Regions from separate parts of the Mus musculus genome. Here region 2 is linked to region 1. Evidence: chromatin loops called from intact Hi-C (ENCODE). Cell type or tissue: heart. All regions are shown on one strand.

Evidence for each region. Hi-C counts contacts between places; a loop is a spot of excess contacts. Peaks named below come from ENCODE experiments on the same cell type or tissue, not always from the same donor. Only the 100,000 strongest peaks of a DNase experiment are listed, where the experiment ranks them.
Region 2: a loop joins it to region 1, with 8 times the contacts of the local background. A loop is called at or near these places in 29 of 42 quality-filtered maps.

The regions. Positions count from the first base shown.
Region 1 is chr3:142,635,479-142,643,478 of GRCm38, forward strand. It overlaps Gbp2 (guanylate binding protein 2), which reads left to right. Exons shown (of 11, transcript NM_010260.1): 10 at 305-498; 11 at 1,905-2,530. The coding sequence ends at 2,015. Among named protein-coding and RNA genes, the nearest start is that of Mir6381, 16 kb to the left of the region's middle. In heart, a CTCF peak has its summit at 4,792 (motif pointing right); no DNase peak of the experiment used is centred here; H3K4me3 peaks cover 308 bases.
Region 2 is chr3:142,704,733-142,712,732 of GRCm38, forward strand. Kyat3 (kynurenine aminotransferase 3) reads left to right here. Exons shown (of 14, transcript NM_001293560.1): 2 at 1,957-2,059. The coding sequence starts at 1,958. Among named protein-coding and RNA genes, the nearest start is that of Kyat3, 7.7 kb to the left of the region's middle. In heart, CTCF peaks have their summits at 4,251 (motif pointing left) and 6,109; DNase peaks (open chromatin) are centred at 3,649 and 4,259; H3K27ac peaks cover 224 bases.

The DNA of each region.
Region 1 (8,000 bases):
GTTATTCCGTTTTAAAAAAAAGTTGTCACAAACATTTTACTGAAGATAAGAGAATTTTTTTCTTTTTTTTATTGGATATTTTCTTTATTTACATTTCAGATGCTATTCCCTTTCCTGGTACCCCCTCTGAAAAACATCTTCCCCTTTTCCCCTCCCCCTGCTCACCAACCCACCCACTCCTGCTTTCTGGCCCTGGCATTCCCCCACATGGGGACACACAGCCGATAAGAGAAGTTTTTTAAAGGGGATAAAAACCAAAAGAAACTCATAAAATTTAATCTTCATAATCCTTGCTTCCCCTCAGAGGAACGTACGAAGGCTGAAGCTGCTGAAGCTGCAAACAGAGAGTTAGAAAAGAAGCAGAAGGAGTTCGAGCTGATGATGCAGCAGAAGGAAAAGAGTTACCAGGAGCATGTGAAGAAGCTGACTGAGAAGATGAAAGACGAACAGAAACAGTTATTAGCAGAACAGGAAAACATCATAGCTGCTAAACTTCGGGTAACATACCATATCATCTCAGTACATTCCTGTGCCCCAATGAAAAATAAGTGTATCAGAGAGTTGGGAAAACATCTTAGTAGTTAAGAGCATTTATCTCTCTTGCAGAGGACCCAGGTCTTGTTCTCAGTATCCACACAGTGGTTTACAACAGTCCATAACTCTAGCTCCAAGGAATCCGACCTCCTCCTCTGGCCTCTGTGGACACTGCATATATGTAGTACACTTACATACACTTAAAGCAAAACATTCATCACTTAAAATATCATGAATAAATCTAATAATCAAGAGAGATAACCAAAATGCAAGTTGATCATCAGGCTGAGGCAGGAAGATGACTAGTTCATAGTCAGCCTGGGTTATGAAGTAAGACTCCTGCACAATGAAGACGCCTGCAGTACAGTAAATGGTTCAGATACTCTGATAGACTTTCATCCCATCAGTGCTTAACTCCAGCCCTGTCCAGTGAGTAAGAGCTGTTAATGCGTGGATGAAACCCTTTACTAGGCTGTCCACAGACAGTGGCTAGGAATTGCCTAAGTATCTTCTACTTATTTCCATTTAATAATTCTAGACTGTTATTGGTGTGTGTGTGTGTGTGTGTGTGTGTGTGAATGCTAGATGGGGACATTGTAATTTCAGGAGATGTGAGGTAAGTAATACAATGTACAGCTTGTTTTCTCTACTGAATGGAACCTAGAGAGATTTCATTTCTGCCACACCTAGAATGACCTTGTCTCTAGAAGCACCCCTAACCATCTAACAAGTTCATGAGTTAAGAACCAGAATTGCAGCACTTTGCATTTCTCTACATCCATGCTGAGTCTCCATGATGGTCCAGAATTTCCTGTGAGGACTGCAGACCCCAGTCGCTTCATTATATTTCTGTCACCCATTTCTGTCACGAACATGTTGGGCATGTACTAAATCCCTTGACTGAACACCTACCCTGAATCTGATTCAGGTAGTAACCTTTCATTTTGTTTGAGCCCATCTTTATCACCTTCTTTTATGTGTCTGAGAATCTGCACCACACAGCTCAGAGATGAGGCAAAAAAGAACAGACAAGCTGGTGCTGATTTTATAGAAAACTATGTTTTACATGAGTCAAATGACATAAGAACTTGACCTGAGGGTTGTAGGCTTTTGGTGTTTTAGAACTGTCAGGCTACATTTCTAAAGCTGGAGAGAGCAAAGGAAACCAATTATAAGCTTTGGTGGGAGACAAGGGGGGGTGGGGCGGACAGACGCCAGAGAAAGACAGAGGGAGAGGATGTTAAAGGTGGAAAAGGCTTCAAGAAAAACACCAAAATCCTCAAGGGTTTAGTGTAACTACTAATGGAAAGTGTGTGAGACACTGGGGAATATGGAACATGATCTGAGTTCAGCCTCCATTTCTGTTTTAGGAACAGGAAAAATTTCTTAAGGAAGGATTCGAGAATGAGAGCAAAAAACTTATTCGAGAGATTGATACCCTGAAGCAAAACAAATCGTCTGGGAAGTGCACTATACTCTGAAGGCCCAAGGCCCAAACCTCTCTGCCAAGCTCTCTCCATCACACACTATGTTGACTGAGCATCTTCAGGCTTTGAAACAACTGCTATGAAACTCAATTCACCTCAGCTCAAAATCAATCATATGCGACTCCATTTTGGGGTCACTGTCTGACCACTGGGCACTGTCAGAGGAAGTCCCTCTGTGTGCAGAATGCATGTATGAGCAGAGGTTCAGTCACCTGTGTTATAGGTACTCTCGGCCTTCATCATGCCCAGCCATACGTTTCTCCTGTATAATCTTAAGTGTTCCTCTTTCCTACAGATAGCTTCTGTAATCACAGAACAGGCAACTTTTAACTAACTTGCAAAATGAATTCCCTTTCATTTCTCTGAGGACTTTTTCTACTGTTATTCCAAACCTAAATCTCATCCCAGGTTTCCCTTTTATCTCCCCACTGTGACAACATGTCTTGAAATTACTCAAGACAAATGTCTTGCAAGAGCACAAGTTAATAAAAATGATTAGCCCACTGTAATTGTTTCTGAATGTGTATTATCATTTGTGGTTCACTAAGGAAACAAAAGAATGTTCTAACAAACTAAAAAGTTACTAATTTTTATGCCATTTGGTAGTATCCAGGGTCCCTAACTCTGGGATATTAAAGTGTCTATTCTATTTCATAAGAATAATGGCATCAACCAAGGATAATGTTGAAGTCATGATTCTCGTCATGAAAACACAGAAACAAAAATACCTTTTGTATGTACATTTTTGGCTGGTGCTCATATCAAACCCGGGGCTATGGCAATGCATTTTGATTAAACATTAACTCACCAAATAACAACTATACACATAATGTTCCCTTGACACAGGTTTGAATTCAAGATGTTGGCACTATGTGTGCTCATAGAAATGTCTCAGCATCTACAGCTAAGGAATCAGGAATCCTGTGTGTTTCTGTGTGAGATCAGATGCAGGCCTCAAGATGCTCTTGAATGAATAGCACAACAGGAGAGTTGACAACTTAGAACTGGAAAACACATCTTGGAAACAGAAACTCAGTTAATAAGGGTTCATGAGTTGACCAGTATTACAGGGCTGGTGATGTACCTCAAGCATTTCTCTTGGGAACACACAGGTTTTGAGTAGAAACCCCAGGGAACTCAAAAGACACCTTATGTGCACAAGCTTAGCCATGCTGTGGAGGGAGTATGGCTTCAAATATACCCATCTCTTCTGTTTCACCGAAACCCACAACACCCAGTCTCTGATGTTAGATGGTACAGAGCATCGGTACCAGTCCGTGCAGTGTGGGATGCATTTAACAGCTTTGGAAGGGACCTGAGTAGCCCCCAGCTTTGCTTAGCTTGCAAGGGGTGTGAGCAGGAGCAACCTCACATGGTTCCATCTGAAGCACAAGGAGACAGAAGGGGACACTGTCATAATTTTCTTCATGGAATTCCCTCTTGTCAGTTTGCATCGCTCTAATATGTCCATGATGAATTTGTTGGGATTGCTACCAAAGGTTCCACCCTGTCTTACTTGTATGCTTTTATATAAGGAATAATCACACCTTTAAAGTTGGAGGTACAGTACCAGAGAATTTTGAAGAACTATAGGCAGAGGCAATCTAAACTGCCCACTAGTCATTCTACTGAAGCAGGGAAGACAGTGGGCTCAGCTGCAACTTGCTGAAGTTCCTTTCAAAGCAGAGTAGGGAGGAATGGAGGAGGCTCCTGGAATCTTTACAAAATGTATTGCTGGTAGTGATGAAGTAGAATGAAGGTACTGTGAGCCATGTATTCAGTCCAGGTAGTTTTGGTCTAAACTACGGAATGCATTAAACACTGAAGCTCAGATTGGTCCTTGGAACCTCCCAGGATGGAGAGTAACTAGACAAGGGGTTTCATAGTTAAGATGATGATCTCTTTACACAACATCTCAGACTGGACAAACTGAGAAGCAAGGCATGTAGGCATCTGTGGGGTGGGGACAGGTCAGGATGTACAATGATAGACTTCAGAATGCCTTAGTGGACCTTTGAGAAAACTGCAAATAACTGAAGAGTATGTAGAGAAGACAAGGAGTGCTGGCTCCATCAGAGTCTCGGATAGTGGAGGACCGGCCACCATTGTGATTTCACAGAGACTCAGAGACAAGTAGAGGAACAGGAAACGTTCATTGTGGAAGGAAGCTCCAGGTATCTTCTCATTATAGGCTGTTGCCCTGGGGCTGAGAGATGGTTAACCATAAGCATGGTACTTCACATGTTTGGATAGGGAACACACACACACACACACACACACACACACACACACACGTTCCAGTGAGCAGTGATTTGACAGAAGTCTTTCAGTTACTGATCAAGATGATCCACGATTTTTGCAAATATTCTCAACTTTGTCTTTGACTGGGTGTAATGGTTAATACTGTTTGTCAACGTGGCAAGGTCTAGAATCACCTAACAATCAAATCTCCGGGCACATCTGTGAAAGCATTTCAAGGCTGACTGAGTTGAGATGATCCACACTGAATGTGGGCAGCGGCAGTACATAGGCTGGGGTCCCAGAATGAATTCAAGGAGAGTGAGCAGATCACTGCATGCATCTGTCCCTGCTTTCTGATGGCAATCGTAAGGTGCCACCCACCTCAAGCTCCTGCCACCATCAGATCTCTTCCGTGGTGGACGGTACCCGCTAACCACGAGCCAAAGCAAACTGTCCATTCCTTAAGTTGCTTTTGTTAAGTATTTGGTTGCAGCAAAGAGAAAAGTAGCTAATCCGGAACATTGGTACCAGCAGGGGGCGCCTTTGCTGTGGTAAATCTGACCACGTTGTTCTTAGAGCATACCGGTTATAAAGCGGTCCTTTCATTGCGTTCAGCAGCACCCTGACCTGCACACTCCCGAGAGAATGTGATGAGCAGCATTAAACAGTTACTCTTCCATTTCCCAGGTAGTCATAGGAAGTGGCTATGATTCAGTGAAAACGTGACAGGCCCATCCCAGTGCAACAGTACTTTTTCTCCTTTGTAGTTTCCCAGAACTGAACACAAGGAGGCCAGTCCTTTGAACATGTAAATAGAGAAGGGGACCATCTTAGAGAAGCTCTACACGACTAAGTAGTCAAGTTAGGCAAATGGTGTGCTCACGGGGATCCTTGGGGGCCACTCCAATCAGCCCCCTCGTGTTAGGTTTGTCAAATTCACCATGTTATCACAGACACAACATAAAAAGTATCATTAAAATCATCTCAAGGATAAAATTGATCACTTGGCACGAAGTGTTATTTGATGTCGCAGCTCTTTAGTTTTATTTTTTCCAATATTCTAAACAGAGCTAGAGTAGAGTAACGTGGGGAAGACCAACAAGTAGATTTACTTAAAGTAATGCTTTTATGTAAAAGTAAATGATGCTTTTATTATTTTTATTATTTTTATTATGATGCTTTTATTTCCTCAGATGAAGGGATGAGATGAGAGCCGTACCCCAGCTGTGCAAACACACTGCTTGGGCTGATCCTCTCTTCCACTTTCACTGATATTAGAGTGCTTATTCCAGAAATAGCACCACGACTGAATCACCAAGCCATTAGGAGTCTCTGTCTACTCTCTCTCCCCACTCTTTGGGAAATTCTAGTATGCTTCCTAACTCTATAAATGTATCTGATCACCATATTTTATATAAATAAAAAGGTAAAACATAGACTCTTCTTCTATCTTTAATCTTAGCACAACTTTTGAGTTTCAGCAATACTCACATATATCGATTCTTTATCCCGTTGACTAACAATATTACATCATATGAATATCACACTATTTTACCCACTTATCAGTTCATTTTTTTTGCTCTGATGTTTATCATTTAACAATTATGACAGTATTGCACACAGTTGTACATCAGGGTTTGCGTAGACACATGTGTTTCTCTTCAGTACACACCTAGGAATGGAATTAATAGGTTAGTAGTAATTTCCTTTAATCTTTTGAGGAACCAAAAACCTGTCTTAAAATGCCTGTACCTTCCTCAGTGATGAATGTGTTTCGATTTCTTTTCATCTTCAGTAATATCATTGTGAGGTTTTTGGTTTTTTTGGGTTTTTTTTTGGTTTTTTTTTTGTTTTTGTTTGTTTGGTTTTTTTTTGTTTTGTTTTGTTTTGTTTTGTTTTGTTTTGTTTTTTGCGGCATTACCATAGGAGGGGAGAGATTATGCTATGGTTTTGAATGGAAACTTCCTAGTAACTTATTGTTTCAATGTGTGTCTTTCCCACTTGCACACATAAAGAAGTATCCCTCATATGCTTGGTACACGCTAATGTTGCAGGATATTTGCTTACACCGGGAACCAGGAGATTGTGTTTCTTACTAGAAAAATCCATCTCTAACTGTAGTGTGGCTGAAACCTGGCACAAACACATAATTCAAGAGACTTGAGTTTATGAAAAGAACTAACTGGATCCTCTCTAATATAATTTAAAAAAAGGACAGCGAGTTCTGGAGGCCTAATATTCAATACTGATGCAAATAAATCAGGAAAGGCGTGTTATAATCAGAAAAATAAGTAAAGTGGCTCAGAGACCTTATGATTCAGTTAAAAAAAATATAGAGCTAGATGCCATTCTTATGGTATCATCAGATTTTCCTAAATCTCTCAATGTAGTTACTGACTTGCAATATGCAGAAAGAACTGTTTTCCATGTTGAAACTGCTGAGCGTATTGTGGATGATTCAGAATTAACTTTGCTATTCATTCAACTACAACAAATGATCAAAAATAGAAATCATCTCTCATATATAACATTTATCAGGCCCCCTAGCACAAGATAGTGATGAAATTGATCAATTAATAATAGGAAATGTGCTAGAAGCCTCATAATTTTATAAGAAACATCATGATAATAATAAAGATTTAAAGAAAATATTCCTATGACTTGGCAACAAGACAAGGAAATTATGAGGAAATCTCCTACTTGTTCTTTGTATAACCAAACTCCATTACCTGCAGGAAATAACCCAAAAGGTACCCAGAGGAATGAAATTTGGCACATACATGTGTTTCACTTTACAGAGTTTGGAAAATACATAGATACATACTCAGAATTTCAATGGGGAATTGCTTGAAGTTCTGAAAAGGCTGATTCTGTAATTATAGTTTATTAGAAGTTGTGGCTATTACAGGGATACCTGTACAAATTAAGATGGACAATGCTCTAGCATATGGCTCTAATAAAATGAAACTTTTTGCATACAATAATATAAAGCACATTACATGTATACCACACAAGCCTACAGAACAAGCACTTATAGAAAGATCTAGTCACACTTTAAAATATATGCTTAATAAACAGAAACGGGTAATAAAGACTCTCAGAGAGAGATTACACAGTGCTTTATCAACGTTCATTTTTAAAATGCTAATGAGAAAGGAACAAGAGCTGTGAAGAGACATTGGATAATAGAAACAGCTGCTGAATTAAAATCACTCTATATTTTTTTAAAGATGTGTTGACCCCATAATAGAAACTGGGATAAGTGTTATATTGGGAAAGAGGTTTTGTATTTGTTTCCACAGGAGTACACAAGTTGTAGATACCATCAAGGTTGGTAAAGGTTAGATTTGAACAGGAGAGACCTCCTAAATAAGGTGAGGAAATAGTTCATCAGACAGCTTGGTTATTCAGTCCAAACTAAGTTATAAAGGCTAACAAGAACATTTCATGTGATCAGGCATAAAAACATAAAAGTGAAAAAAGATAATATTTTTAATAATATATTTGATAATTTACAAAAGGCACACTTGCCTTACTGGCATGAAATGAAAAATGGGTTTTCTTAAACCATGTGTCTTAGTTTCATGTAACATGTTAGACTGTAGATTTCCACGTGGCCCACACCATCTTGGACATTAACTTTTCACTTTTCTTCTTAAATAAAAAGGATATTATTGTTGTTTGGTATTAAAAACACAGTCAAGAGATTTAAAGTATGTTGAGTAAATTCAACGAATT
Region 2 (8,000 bases), 69 kb after region 1:
AGAATACCTTTATTTATTTAAGAATACTGAAGCACCACAGGGGAATGCAGTGGTCATTTTCAAAGGGGACTCAAGGGGAGGTGGCTTTAGGGTTTTTCTTTTCTTTTAAGGTATTGGGATTAAACACAGGACTTTTCCTTGTGCATGGCAAGTACTCCTCTACTGAGCTGCATGCTCACTCAAGATTTTGAGACAGTCTTGCTAGCCCAGGCTAGCCACAAACATGATCTCCCCACTTTACTCTTACAACTGCTAGGATTTCCAAGGACACTATGATCAGCACATAGGGGTAAGTTCTCTATGAGCCCTACTTAGTTGATGTCTGTGGGCTGTGTTCTTCTGGTGTTCTCGACCCCTCGGCTCCTATAGTTAGTTCTTCCTCCTCCTCTTTCCTCGGGTTCCCCAAGATCCTTTGGGGAGAGACTCTACTGGGTCCAGCATGGCCTTATTGGGGACAGAATAGCACGCTTCCTGCCCCTGGGACAGGGTCAATGGATGTGGTCCTCTATGAGTGTCTATGGCTGCCATGGTCATAAGGCTTGTTTGTATAATAATGTGCATATTTTACACTTCTCCTTTAAGGAATGTCCTCCCTGTTAACCTTAATGACTCCATGACAATCAGATAGTATTAAGACCAGGAGGCAAAGGTGCAGTTAACATATTAACAAAATGGTAAACACTGGGACCTTCAGGACAGCCCTTAGGGCTGTGGGAAATAACTCTAAAAACATGAGTTGGAAAATACATAATTTCTCAACTGTGCAAAGTATAAGGATGCAATATGAATTATGAGTGATTCAAGAATCTAGAGGAACAAAGGCAGCTGCATTAATGATCCAGCTTGTCAGAAAAATACAGAGGCAGGGAGATTCCTGAGTTCAAGGTCAGCCTAGGACTGAGCAGGGTTAGGCCCAGGGGTAGTATAGAAATGGTAATTTCAGGATGGACTCCAACCCATTTATCTGATCACCTGTGTTTAACAGAGTCAGATTTCTGAATCCTTATACAATATTAAAAGAAAATGTGTGCTTGCTGTCTCCTACGAATTAAGGAGCTAGGGTGATGGGCTACTGATTCATAGGAATCAAAAGGAAACCTGAAGTGACTAGATTGATATGTAAAATAAAAGACTGGGCTTATGAACTGCAAGAAATGAGCTATCCAGAGAATTTTTTTAGAATAGCAAGAGAGTACTGTTGAGAGAAGTGTCTCAAGCAGGAGAGAGAGAGAGAGAGCTAGCTAGCTTTCTGCAGCTCTCCAGAGAAGAAAAGAAAGCAAAACAGAGAGAAAGCAGTCTGGAAAGCTGGCTCCAGCAGAGCATAGGCCACCAGCTTGCACTCACGAATTGACTGCGAGTGGTTTGTTTTTGCAGCTCCCAGACACCCCTTCTCTCAGGACCCCTCTCCAAGCCGAGGTTGGTCCCTGGTAGGATCCAAGGAGATCTCCAGTTTGGACTCTCTCTCCACCTAAAGTTTGAGTGAGGGTCTCTATAAGACGAAGAAGAGGAGCTTTCAGGTGATTCCAGAAATGGATAATAAATAATAGAAAGGAAATCCAAAAGGAAAAGAGGCCAGGAAGAAAGCTAGTATAGTTGCCAAAGATGTGAAGTTCTGTAGCTAAATATGCTTGCTGTTAAGCTTGACACACTGAGGAGGGTGTCTAGAACTCACACGGTTAAAGGAGAGACGTGAGTCCCCACAAGATGTCCTAGGAGCCCCACACTCATTATTAGCACGGTTTAACGTCTAATGCTCTGAACCTTGAAGTCTAAATACAGCATAGCATAGTGAGGGCGAGAAGTCTGAAGCATTTTTTATACCGTGTATATATACCTGAAACCCCTCATCAACATTTAAGGTGTATATGCGCTTGTGTTCTCTCAGCCACCCACGGGGATCTTGCAATGGTGCAGCGAACGCTCATTGACTCCTCTTTCAATGTCTCTTTTCTCTAGCATGCTTTTGGCCCAGAGGAGACTCATCTCCCTTGGCTGCAGATCAAAGCCCATAAAGACAATTTACTCTTCTTCGAAAGTCCTCGGACTCTGCACTTCTGCCGTAGGTATTGCTTGTCACAGACCCAATATTGCATGTATTTTCTCACGTTGGTTAAAAATTATGCAATTTCCCAGGGACTTTTAGTATCTCAGTGGGAGGTGTAGTTCTGTGATGTGGGCTGAGGGAGTGAGTCTTAGTGGGGGGTGTAATTCTGTGATGTGGGCTGAGGGAGTGAGTCTCATCACTGGCCAGAACTCTGGTTCTTTGAGCACCTGCCTGCTTGTCGCTCGTGGCTCATCGTGGTGGCCGTTCTTAGTCTACGGTCACAAAATATGAGTTTGAATATGAGTTTCTCTGTGTTCCAAATGAGAATGTGTGACAGGTGTATTCACTTGCCCAAAGTTGGGTACCTTACTCACCGTGCCTGGCTCTGCCATGCTGAAGTGCAAACCTTTTTGTTTAGCAAAGGCTATTGCTGTGACCAAAAGTCCAAAAGTGCAGGTCGATGACCTCCAGTTCACCTAATTCAGTGTTTCTCAACCTACGGGTTGTGACCCTTTCACAGGAGTCATATCTGATATCCTGCATGTCAGAGGTGACACTTAACAACAATAGCCATCACTTAGGTCATCAAGAAGGGGAAGCCAACAGAGCTGCCATTTATTATTATTTATTATTTTGGTTACCTGTGGAGTTCAGGTGCCGTCTCACTGTTAGCTTCAAGGTTGATAGAGACAGGGGTTCACTCAGGTTAGGGGTACAGGTTAGGAGTGTTGTCTGATAGTCATGTGGGTGTTAGGTGAGACGCAGAAGGTGAACACTGGAGTTGCACGTGTGGACCACTGCACAGCATGCCAAGCTGTACCTCGCCCCACCCCCAGCATCTGGGAAACCTCCAGGGCTTAGCTGTGTCTCCAGCTGCCATGAGTTCAGAGAAGCCAGTGGGCACAGGTGTGTATGAAATACGCAATGCATGGAAAGGCAAACTACTTTCTCCACAGACTGAAGTCAGCCAAACGTGCAGCAACAGGCTTTGATAGATACCTGTTTGCCTTCAGTTTAGGAAGGTCCAGCGCAGTTCACACCCACTGCGCTCCTAGGACCGGTCCTGGGAGGGTGTGCCGCCCGTGCCTGGCTTCCTGTTGAGGTATGTGTAAGATTTTCCTCTAACACACCATCTCTCGGAGAGTCAGGATTGACCCGTCCAGCAGGTCCAGTTATTCGAGGATCTCGAGGGGACCTCCTCCTAATAACCAAATGGGGGGTAGAGAGAGACGAGGGTCTTGTACGAGTAACGACACGGAATCCGTTCTGAAGTTGTATCAAGACCCCCAAAATGTATTAGCCAGGCCCAAGGTTTAAATACACAAGCAAAGGGGGAAGTGCCTTTCAGCAGGAAGGATGGGGCAGTAGAATTGCACAAGGAAACGGGGAAGTACAGATACTTATCAGCGAGAGGGATGGGGTAATACAAGCAAAAGGAGAAGTATTTATCAGTGGGAGGGGGGGCAATAGAATTGCACATTCTTAGGCAGTTACGCGGGGAAGCAGGAACTTGGCGGTATCAGGGTATCTTGAGGTCAGGACATCCGGCGCTGACTTTCTTGGAGCGGTGCATCCGGTGGCCCACTTTTGACCCTCTTTTCTTCTCGGGGGGAGAGGCCCAATTCAGAGATCAGGACAATAGTGTTGCCTTAATGGCTCCCAACACAGGATCACTCATGAGTTCAGTCAAGAGAAGCTGAACACATCACATTCAAAATGTTCATTTTTTTGGCTGGTTGATTTGGTTTGGTGCGGTTTTTCAGACAGGGTTTCCTGTAAGGGAGTCTGACCTAGAGCTTGCTAGGTAGCTCCGGCTGGCTTCCTCCTGCCTCTGCCTCTCAAGTTCTTGGCTTACAGGTATGCATCACCATGCCTGCCTGCCTGCCTGCCTGCCTGCCTGCTTATTTGTAGTTTGAGACAGGCACTATATAGACCAGGCTGACCTCAACTTTGTAATGATTCCTTATCTCCAGCCTCCAGTACTGTTGGGAATACAGGACAGCCACGAAACCCAGCTTAGAAATAATAGTGTATAAAATAGAGAAACCGAGTATGTGTTGCTTAGAGGTTTCCGTTAGATTCTCAGACCTTTGTATCTGGAGTAATTGCCTCATCCTTAAATCTTAGTTCAGAGGTCCGGCTGAATTTTACATTCAGTTTTTCCATCATGGCAGGAGCAGTCTGTGTTGGTGCTGCCATCTAGTGGCCAAACATAGTAATCCACCTGGTTTCCTGAATACGGAGCTCCTATCTGGGAAGCTCCTATCTGTGAGATCATTTTGTTTATCTTTACTTGAGGAACTTCCGTTCTTTCCAGAGAGAAAAAGGAGGCGTGGTCTCAGAACACCCTGACAACCTTTTCAAATCAAGTCTAGATGCAACAAACTACAGTGAAGACTGACAACTCAATTGATCGTTTGCTAGAAAACGATCCGTGAAAAACCAGCCACAAGCAACCACACAGCATCCCCGTAACCCCGTGGCAGCGGGCCTTGTGTTTGTCTGTAGCTCATGGCTTACCTTGTGGAGCTGTAAATTGAACCCAGAGCCTGCACACTCAAAGCAAACACTCCTCCACTGAGCTATAACCCAGTCCTTTGATTTGTTCTTTGTCATTACGGATTAGTTCGCCTTTGTATTTTATAGGAGGGTTTTTTTTATATACATACAATGATTTTAAGTGTAGCATGTCGGTGGTTTCTCCCTCCTTGCCGTTGAGTGCTACTTCAGGTTGTAGATTGGCCGTTGCTTCCTTCTCTTTTCCCCCTTTGAGAAGCTTTGTGTTGTTTCTAGGTTTAGATTTCTGTGCATAAACTGTGTGAAGGGTCCCTGTGCCTTGATTTATTAGATGAGGTTTTCCGTTCTCTTGTAAACACCTCACAGTGAGATGTCTGCTTTACTTTTAACTATATTTAAATTATGTTTAGTTTTTAGGTCACTTCCAAAACATTTCCCAAACTGCCTGGACCCCATTACATCCCATGAGGCCTGAGCAGTAGCCAGTGGCCCACATCCCTGTCCGCAACACTTGCTGTCTACAAACATCTTAATGGATTCATTATGATGTCTCCTGATTTTAGTTTTCATTTCCCTGGAGATTCCTGGGGCTTAATGTCCCTCCCTGAGAGTGAATTTGGGCGTGGGGTGGGGGAGGTTACTTTGTGTCTTGGGAAGGAAAGTAGAGTAGGTGGGGACAGAGATGAAACAAAACCTGTGGGCTCGAGGTCTCTTCCCTGTGTGCTGGAGCGCCCCTCTGCACTTCCAACAGAAGCGCCAACCTTCTTATCATTCTCCTTTATACCAAAAGACTGCATGCAGATTTAGTCTGCAACTCATGCAAATAAGAGGTCTGATAGCTTTGGGCTGTTGAGGGCATCTGATGTGCCAGGGGAAGCCTCGGCCCTTGGTAATGTCCCAGTGAAGTCCTGAGAGTGCCGGGTTGCACAGAAGCCCGAGTGACAGCTGTGTACTTCACAAAAGAAGCCATGGCATAGGTTGGGAGATAGTATGGCATTTCCAGTGTGTTTTAAACGAAACGAGAGACATTATGAAGTATTATTAGTGATAAGGAATGAAGGAGTCCTAAGTGCTGTGGCTGTGGGCACTGGGACATCAAAATATACACAAATAAGTAAAATTAAAATACAATAGTGTGAGTGTGTGTGTGTGTGTGTGTGTGTGTGTGTGTGTGTAGTATTCAGGGTTCTTCTAGAAGAATACAGAATCATACATTGTATACAGCTCTGCTTTTGCTATTTTAGGCCTTTCTTGCCCTCTAGTCACCTTGGCTGCGCTGGGTAAAGACTTGATTAATGACTTCTACTGTCTGGATTTGACAGCCTCGTTTCCCTCAGCTTCATCCCCTTGTTTGTGAGGCTTTTTCTGTACCCGTCTCATCCAACCTACAAGCATTAAATCCTGTGGGTTAAGTCCTTAAAATGTGTACAGCTGTAGCTTCCTGTATTGGGCGCCCGGGTTGTAATTCCTTTCATCTTTGGAACTAGCTTTGTTGACAGTTTTCCTTATCTTTGCTAAACTCGCTCGCCACCGCCACCGTGTGTTGAAGCTCTAGAGAGGCACCCTTCCCTTCAAGCTGAGGAAAGATTAAGTAGCTTGTGATTTCAGCAGCTTTGTATAAGACACAGCTCGTGAATATGCAACACCTGAAATCTCACTGATGAACAAATGCACTCCACATGCTTGGCTGTGTTCAAAATTCACACCAGACCTTTAGCTGCTCTCTAGGAAGTAAGTTTTACACAACCACTATTTACCTCTGCCGTTGAGTCTGGTGTGCGAAGAGCATCTTATGACCTTGGTCAAAGCGAAGGGAGATTGCTTATTCTGGGGCCAAATATGAGTTGCCGTTGTTCAGGAGCACGGGAACACCCAAATTCCATGTTCCAGTGTGTTAACAGTCTGATGGAGCTTTTGTGGTAATGAACAAAGATAGTCATGAATCAAGCCAGTTTTAAAATATGTTGGTGAAGACATTAGGTAGGGAGGTTAAAGCAAGGTGCGTGCGTGCGCATGTGTTGGGGGGGGGTCTCTATTCTTATCTGTGACACTCAGCCTTTCGGTTGGCAAAGCTAGTGATCTATTATACCATTCAAAGGATTTTTGTACATTAGCCATAAATACATTAGAATAGACACTGAGTCCCTCAAGGGGGCTGAAAATAACCTGAGAGAAATTGAAACTGGGCTCTGGACCTGCAACGTTCCAACCTAACCTCTGTGAGTGACCAGTGGCTTCTCACCTACTTCTCACCCGTCAACTGATTTCCCCAGTGCGTGAGCAAAGCAAGTGCTTACGCAATGGGAGGTTTAGTTTGTTTTTGCTTCATTTTGTTTTCTTCTCTTCATTGCCTTTGGAGGCCAAAAGGCTGACATCACTTTAATAGAGACCTTCCTTCCTACTGAAGGAAGGAAGAGTCTTACGTTCTCTGGCTTTTCAGTGGTTTCCATGGGGGGTTTTGGCATTCCTGACTTGGAGAGCCATGACTTTAGCCTCTGTCAAGGCCTCCACACTGGGTGCCCAGATGTCCCCTTAAATGAGGAGCCAACACATCAAAGCAGATGTGAGCCCACCCTAGTGACCTCATCTTAACTCTGGCATATGCAATGAGCCTATTTCTTCTTTTTACGACATCTTTTTTTTAATTTTTTATGCATCTGAGTGTTTTGTCTGCATGCATGTGTATGTATCACATACATTGATTGATACTTCCCAGAAGAGGGTGTCAGAACTCTGGAACTGGAGTTACAAAATCTTCCATGTGGGTGCTGGGACTAAATCACATCTTCTAGAAGGATATCCAGTGCTCTTAGCTACTGAGCCATGTCTCCAGTCCCCAGGGACCCTATTTCTATAGCCAAACTCTGAGTATTAAGAGTTAGGGTCTCCACCTACGTAATTGAGGCACACCAAATTCAACCCATAACAGCGACCTGTCTGATCCTGCCTTTATTTAGTTGTTTCCCAAAGTACTTACTGCTTCCCCTAGTGGGCAGTTACATAACCCGACTTCATGGCTCAGCCATGAAATAACTGATTATATATATATATTTCTTAAAGGAGGTAGTGTTTGGGTAGAGGCTGAATTTTGTCTCAAGATGACAGTGACAAAGAGCAGAGCAGCAGCTGAGGTTCTGTGCATAAGAAATATAAGCGAAAGGAAAACCTTTATAATCTTATGCTTTTAGTTACTGTACTGGGGCTAGGAAGATTGGGGTTAAAGCATTTGTCGTACAAGTGTGAGGACATGCACTCCTGTGGGAAACGGATGCGGTCGCATGGGCCAAGATGGCGCCCTGGCCCATTGCCAAGCCCAGTGAAACCCACATGTTTACTGCCTTGCCCGAACATGCGCAGTGAAACTGCATGTGTAAGCTACCTGCCAAGTTGGATCTGTCAGCCTATCTGTGACCGATCTGAGCTTGTGCCTGGAGCGTGT